Regions from separate parts of the Homo sapiens genome. Here region 2 is linked to region 1. Evidence: chromatin contacts called from ENCODE Hi-C or POLR2A ChIA-PET data. All regions are on one chromosome and are shown on one strand. The core of a region is the stretch at or near the end of the contact, and the rest is flanking DNA. Distances in the headings are between cores, read along the strand shown.

What was found. Hi-C counts contacts between places; a loop is a spot of excess contacts on that map. ChIA-PET counts read pairs that join two places held with the same protein, here RNA polymerase II (POLR2A). Pooled maps may share reads with other maps.
Region 2: a map of right cardiac atrium shows a loop between it and region 1 (3-fold over the local background). The contact joins two enhancer-like sites. A Hi-C loop is called at or near these places in 2 of 168 maps with a recorded cell type or tissue (endothelial cell of umbilical vein and right cardiac atrium) and 4 of 50 pooled maps. POLR2A ChIA-PET finds 5 or more read pairs at or near these places in 1 of 52 experiments (HEK293).

The regions. Positions count from the first base shown.
Region 1 is chr22:27,105,673-27,109,249 of GRCh38, forward strand. No RefSeq gene overlaps it. Among named protein-coding and RNA genes, the nearest start is that of LINC01638, 120 kb to the right of the region's middle. Within about 2 kb of position 2,324, at least 18 of the 41 ENCODE cell types and tissues checked have a DNase peak (open chromatin) inside an H3K27ac peak, as active enhancers do; they include endothelial cell of umbilical vein, where a contact is called at or near this core.
Region 2 is chr22:27,237,773-27,241,516 of GRCh38, forward strand. No RefSeq gene overlaps it. Among named protein-coding and RNA genes, the nearest start is that of LINC01638, 15 kb to the left of the region's middle. Within about 2 kb of position 1,384, at least 7 of the 41 ENCODE cell types and tissues checked have a DNase peak (open chromatin) inside an H3K27ac peak, as active enhancers do; they include endothelial cell of umbilical vein, where a contact is called at or near this core.

The DNA of each region.
Region 1 (3,577 bases), core at 1,074-3,573:
CACATGCTGTCCCGCTGTGCTCACAGCTCCATGAGCAATAGCAGGCTCCCAACCAAAGCTCTCCCTTGGACGCTCACAGATAGCAGCGGCTTCCCAAGGCCTGCTGGGTGGAGTTGCACCACGTTATGGAAACTTCTATTTCTGCTTTATAAAAACAAAGTAGGAAAGGAAACCTGGCTCGGCAAGAGACACATGCTGGCCTCGTGAGTCATCTTTCTCCAAGCAAGACCAGAAAATCCTCCCAAAACTGGGGCTTTCACTGAGTCTTTGGCCTACATGCTTATGTTTCTCCCTCCCGAACCCCAGAGCCCTGTACACATGGGAGTTGCAAACTCAAGTGCCCCCCAGGAGACTGGCCAGAAATGTACAATAAAAAGTGAGGCCAGCACATGGCAAAATGAAGGACACTTTTCTCTTCTACACCAGCAATCTTGTGTTTTTTTTTGTTTTTTTTTTTTAATGTGAAATATCTCAACTTTTAAATTTCAGAGACCAATGAAGATATTTTTTAAAATGCTACATAGGCTAAGTCAACTTACAGAGGGCTGGCTTTGGTCAGATGGCCACCTGTGTGAGCCTCTGTTGGATGCTCTGTTGGATGTGAGAGTCAGCAACACTCGAGATCATTTATGTTTTCACCTTCTCTGTGGACTGGGACTCTCTCTGTGCAATTCTGTATCTCTGAGACCCTGCAGAGTGGGAAAATAAAGCAATTGTTGTGTGCTTTTTTTGCTTTTAATTAATGCATTGATTTTACAGATACTTATTGATCATTCCATGTATATGCTAGTCTAGGTGATGTCCGTTTTGCATCTCTTTTCTATCTTCTTTCTGCATCTGCTGCATCCTAGTGGCTATAAGCTTAAGCTCTAGTTTCAAATTGCCTGGGTTCAAATCCTGGCTCTGTCACTTACTAGCTAAGTGACCTTGGACGTGGGATTCAGCTTTTTTCCCCAAGCCTCAGTTTGCTCACTTGTGAAATAGGGGTCATTATAGTCTCTCTCACTGTGAGAACTAAATGAACTGATGTCAGGAAATGTTTAGAATACCCCCTGGCTCCTGTTCAGCTGTTGATCATCACCCATTTGCCACATTCTTGTTAAATGCCCTTTATGGGTTAAGCTTGTGCTTGGCATTAAGGTTTCTGCCACAAGCAAAGTGGGGCCCACTCCCACAAAGACTTTCTTACTAAATTCTCAAAGTAACCCCATTGTACAGATGCAAAAACTGCGGGTCAGGGAGGGAAAGTGACTTTCCTGAGGTCACACAGCTGGTCAGTGTCTGAGATGGGATTCCAATCAAGTACATCTGTCCTTCCTACCAGAACCCATGCTTCTTCTGGGCGCAGAGAGATGGAAAGGATCCCTCTTTTCCCAAGGCTTCCCTTGACAGGCAAGGAGTTGGCCTCCGTTTCTGCAAGAGTCCCTCAGACAGCTCTGATCATTTTCAAGTGGACCCAAAAAGAGAAGGGCTGGCATGTGCTCATGATCCCAAGCCTGGGAGCTTGGCACAGCACAGGCCCTTCTTACTGGGCATGGAACCAAAATTCTTAGAAGCTTCTGACTTGTTTTCTCCTTTGGATGAAGGCATAGTGCATGTTCGCTGTGTGCCTCCATGCATGCCTCGTAACAGAGAATGGTCACACACATAGGGAGTCCACAGCTGAGGGTCATGTACCTTACCTTCCAAAGCCCCAGCCCTCTGCAGGGTGCTGTCTTGCCACCTTTCCAGGAACCGTGACCTCTGGGTTAGTTGGCAGCCAACATTTACTGAGCAGTTAATGCACATCAGACTCTATTCAAAGAACTTTACATTAACAGACTCAGTCTGCACAATCATCCCCAGAGAGGTAGATGCTATGGTACTTCCATTTGACAGATGAGGACACTGAGGCCCAAAAAGCAGAAGTAACTTGCTTAAGGTCATGATGCAACTCAATGTTAGATAAAGCCAAATGTCAAAATATGAGTTCTCAGAGGTCTCTGGGTTAGAGAATGGTCTTTCTGGCTGGTGGCACTTTTATGATGTGCCTCAATATGTCTGGGACAAAGTGGCATTCAATTAACCCAGCTCCATCCACCCATCTGTCCACACACTTATGAGTCGTATGATCCTGGGTTCATCAGTTCACCTTTGGGACACTCACTTCTAAACTGCAGGCCAAAATGCCAGTACTCACCCTTGCAGGAACGAGGACCAGAACACCTGAATGGGTAGTTACCTGCTTTGGGAAAGTGACATGCTGGGTAGGCAGAAGGAAGTGTTCACACCAGTATCCCTCATCTCCATCAGGCTTGGCTCTGAGCCCAGGTCAGGCTTGAGCACAGCCAATCAGTGACTCATCCTTGCTGGGGGCATAGTCTGCTGTTGTGTTAGAAAAGCTAGACCACAATGATTAATTCAAGCATGATAAGAACGTCTGGGCTCTAACCATCTGCTACTGTGTGACCTGGGGTAAGTCCCTTCCCTCTCTGGGCCTCAGCATCTCCAGGTACTTAGACCCTATGAACTCTAGGAACATTTTAGGCTCAGACAATTGATGGAAAATTGCAAAGACTCCACGGGGGGGGGGTCTCCCTCAACTAGTTTCTCTTTGCCCTCATGTCTGGAAATCTAGTGGCAAAAATGCTTGCTCTCCTAACTAATTTGTATCCACCTCTGGCACAAAGAAACCTCAGGACTAGTTTTCTGTTCCCGCAATTAATAATATTATTGTTGTTGTCGTTGTTAATATTCACTGCATTAACTGAACTCAATGTGCTGAGTCTTTTACACCCATTGTCTCTTTGAATCCTCAAACTAATCTCTTGGGCTAGATACTATGATCCCTTTCTCTTAACAGATAAGGAAAGTGAAGCTCCCAAGACTTGATTAAGTAGCTCAAGGTCATCCTCAGTGCCAGGATCAGAAGCTGCAATTTGAACTGGGGAACTCTGGTCTAGCCTTTCAGCTCTCAGCCATGAGACGGCACACCCAGCCCTGCAGATCAAAAAACAAACTTGCCCTTCCTCGCCTGAAAACGCTCCCTCACCTTGGCCACCCGGCATGAAAACATTCTGAATCCAGACTGCCAAGAAAGAAGAATCAAGAAAAAAGGAAGAAAAGAAAAATGAAGAACGCTTTGTTCCTTGAACTGTTCTCCACAAGCATAGTCTCCGCCAGGTACATTACTTAACTGCGGAGGTGACCCCCGACACCCCCCCCCCGCCCCCACCCTGGCTGCCTCGAGCTCCCTTGGCAGCCGGGTAGTCACGTGATGCCCAGACAGCCCTGGCTGCTATTCAAGCGTGTCCATGTGAAGCAGCTCTAGCGAGCATCGCTCCCAGAGGGGGAAGGCGGGGGCCCGAGTCAGCCTTGGACAAGGCCCCTCAGCCCCGCGCCAGAGAAGCCCCTGTCAGTGCCCACTGCCCTTTCAAAGACACTGCACGCTGGGCCTGCTCCCTGCACCCTTCCTTGCCCAGGAAGCAGCAGCGCAGGCCAGATGAAATGGCGGCCACAAGGTAGCATCGCTGAGGGGCTTCTGTTCATCAGAGTTCAGCCTGGTCTCCCGGCTTCACTCATTCATTAACTCACTCAC
Region 2 (3,744 bases), core at 134-2,633, 130 kb after region 1:
CATGGGCCACAGCTCTGCTCTGAGCCTCAGCTTCCTCATCTGTGAATGAAGAGGTTGAGGATGAGTGTCTTCAAACTGCACTCAGCAAGGATGTAGAATTTGAGGGGAGAGGGCTGATTTCTAAGACCACCTTGGGGAGCAAATAATACCTAAGAGTGGAAGCCTGTAATCTTCCATCCACTAGAATCCTGCTGCTTGTGTCTGTATAACTCAGGGGTGTCCAAACTACTTGAACTCACACCGTAAAAAATACAAACATATGCACAGATACATACAAACATACATATATAAACAAATACACATGCTTATAAATTGTGACCATGCACTACTGTATTCATAGATTAAGTACCATATAAAACAGACACAAAGATGAAATTTTTAAAGGAAAAGTTAACTATATCCAGAAGTTCTATTAATATTTTTTTTCTGAGATGAAGTTTTACTCTTGTTGCCCAGGCTGGAGTGCAATGGTGGGATCTCAGCTCATTGCAACCTCCGCCTCCTGGGTTCAAGCAATTCTCCTGCCTCAGCCTCCCGAGTAGCTGGGACTACAGGCACCTGCCACCACGCCCGGCTAATTTTTGTATTTTTAGTAGAGACGGGGTTTCACCATGTTGGGCAGGCTGGTCTCGAACTCCTGACCTCAGATGATCTGCACGCCTTGGCCTCCTAAAGTGTTGGGATTACAGGTGTGAGCCACTGCTCCCGGCCAAGTTCTATTAAAATTCTAACACCACCTCCCACCCCTGGGACACTCAATCTCCTTTATCCTCCTCTACTGGTTTCTTTCCCATAGAACTATCACCTTCCAACATGTCATATAGCTTGTTATTTATAACTTTTGCATTCCATGGGGCCATGAAATCAGGCTGGAGGGAAGGGAAGACCAAGTACTGAACCTCTACAACTGGAGGTTCCTCCTCTTAACCCGTGTACTTCCCCAGAAGCGGGTCTCAAACAAGTTCCTGTAAAACTGGGAAACCAATTTGAGTGCATTAAGAGAATGTGCCGGGAGCCATTTGGGGAATAATCTGGAGACATTAACTCAGAAGTAGATTCTGTCCAGAGCTGTATACGGGTAATTGCATTGATCTTACAAAAGGAGCTCTAGAGCTCTGGAGTATATATTTAACGAGACACAGAATGTGCTAGCCAGACCTATTAGGTGCAGTCACATCCACTGTCTTACTTAATCCTCACGGCTACTCGAGGAAGTGGGTCCTGTTAATATTCCCATTTTAGAGAGGAGAAAACTGAGGCAAGTCACTAAGCCCAGCAGTCTGAATTCAAACCCATACCTGTCTGACTCCATGCCATTTCCCTGTTGCAACATCTCTCAGCTGACACACGCCAGACCCAGTGGCTGTGTTGGGAGCTGGCAGGGTCTGTGTGTGTGGGAGGCTGACATGTTATAGTCTGGGCTCCTGGGCTTGGGCGTTGGCTGGGGTCCAGGCTCTGTGTCAGCTGCAGCTGGAGGAGGAAGGGCCCACTGATTTAGGGCCCATCTGGATGGACAGCCGACAGGAACCGGGCTGCTCCAGACGCTTGGGGAGGGTGATAAGCATGGCCCCTGGGTGCCCCTGCATTCCTGGCCAGTGATGCTTCAGGGTAGGCGGCTGCGTGGAATGCCTCAGTAGGTTTTCCTCTCCCCACAGCCCTCCTTGCTGTCTGTGGCCTCCCAAGGACCCCAGGAATCAGCAGTGACCCTTTGCTCCAGAGAGCTCTGACCTCACGCCACCCAGGCTACAAAGGCTAAGGACCCAGAGGATGGGCTTGGGGGTGGGGGAGCTGCTCATCAGAGACAACCTGAGCTTGGGGATGTGGCCTCCTGCCGGAATATGGAACAACATCTCCGCACCCCTGCAGGAGACATTTCCTAGCCATGTTCTGCTTATTTCATGAAAGACAGGGCCACTCCCAACTTTATGCTGCTCTCTACGCTGCACAAAGTCTTTCTCAAACCCTTATCTGACTATATCCCTTCTGTGCCTACAGCCTTCCACGGCTCCCTGCTGCCCTCAAGTTAAGTCCAAACCCTTTTCTCCTTTTGGCTGGAAGATCTGGCCCCTGTTGACCTCCATGCCTCCTTCCTCTATGACCTTCCAACCCCCACTCCTTTCAGGACCCCCTCCCCCATGATCTTCAGTACTATAAAACCTCATTCTGGTCCTCCAACACTCCTGTGGTCTGTCCACCACTAGTCTTTTGCATGTGCTGATCCTACCACCTCCAATCCTGTTTCCTCTCACCTTCTTCTGATTAAGTCCCACCTATCCTCCGAGAAGTCTACGAGGCCCACATCCCACCCTCTGCTGGCTCTGGGGCCTCCTGGGGGCTTCCCTCAGCAGCCCTGATCACTCTGCGTCGAACTGTCAGTTTCCTCATCCATCTCCCCACTAGGCTGGGGGGAGGGGCATGGGACAGCGATGGTGCCTGCCTGCTTCTTCACTATTTCACCCTCAGTGCCTAGCATAGGGCCTGGCACACAGCGGGTGTCCAATAAATACCCTGTGGTTGGCAATGGGTAGCACAGACCTCATCTGTGGTGACAACTCCAGTTTGTAGCGCACCCCTGCCCCAGCGATAGAAGCAGCAGTAGCCATAGTAATCATCACTTATAGTGAGCTCTGGGGTGTGCTGGCATTTTTCTAAGCACTTTAAATAGTCACTACTTTCATTTCCACCCTATGAGGCAAGTACTATTATTAGTCCCAGTTTACAGATGAGGAAAGTAAAGCCCAGAGAGGTTAAGCGACTTGTCTAAGGTCACACAGCTGTCAAAATGCAGATACAGGCAGGCAGATTCCAGAGCCCCTGCTATCACCACTCACAACAAGACCAAGGAGCTGGGACAAGCTCTTGGTAATGAAAAAACATGACACTGAGGCTAGACTGCAATGAACAAGCTAAGTATCAGGAAGCAGGCAGGGAATCTAACTCTGTGCCCAGCTTGGGTGGCTGCCAGAACATTAGGCTGGAGTGTGATTACTGATCACCAGCCACTGCCCCAGGCTGTGAGATCCCCCAGGGTCTACCTGCCCTGTGAGTGCTTAGCTTATGGCCTGGGCACACTGGAGGAAGCTTGACTCCATCCTCAGTGGGAAAGCCGCATGGATAACAGGTAAAAGGTTGGACTCTGGTTCAAACTCCAGCTTTGCCACCAACTGGCTATCTTTATCCGTTTTGTGCTGCTACAATGAAATACCCAAGACTGGGTAATTTATTAAGAAAAGAAATATATTTCTCACACTTCTGGAGTCTGGGAAGTCCAGTAGCAAGGTGCCAGTATCTGGTGAGGGCCTTCATGCTGCATCATCCCACGGCAGAAGGTGGACGGGTAAGAAAAGGTGAGACAGAAAAAGGGTTGAACTCATACTTTTTAAATCAAGTGCCCACACCCATGATAATTCCCATCACTCCTGTGATGTGATAACAACATTAATTCGTTCATGAGGATTGAGTCCTCATGGCCTAGTCACCTCTTAATTGTCCCACCTCTTACCACTGTCACAATGGCAACTAAATTTCAACTTGAGTTTTGGAGAGGACATTCAAACCATAGCACTGGCTGCGTGACCTTGAGCAAGTTACTTAACCTCTCTGAGCCCTCAGAGTCTTCCATTGTCAATGGGGATACTAAAAGTGTCCTAGTAGGGCTTGGGGGAGGATTAAATGGGTTAATCCTTATGTTAATCCAGAGTTCACCTTTTTGTGAGTGCTAGGAATGGCTAAGTTGCCTAATTT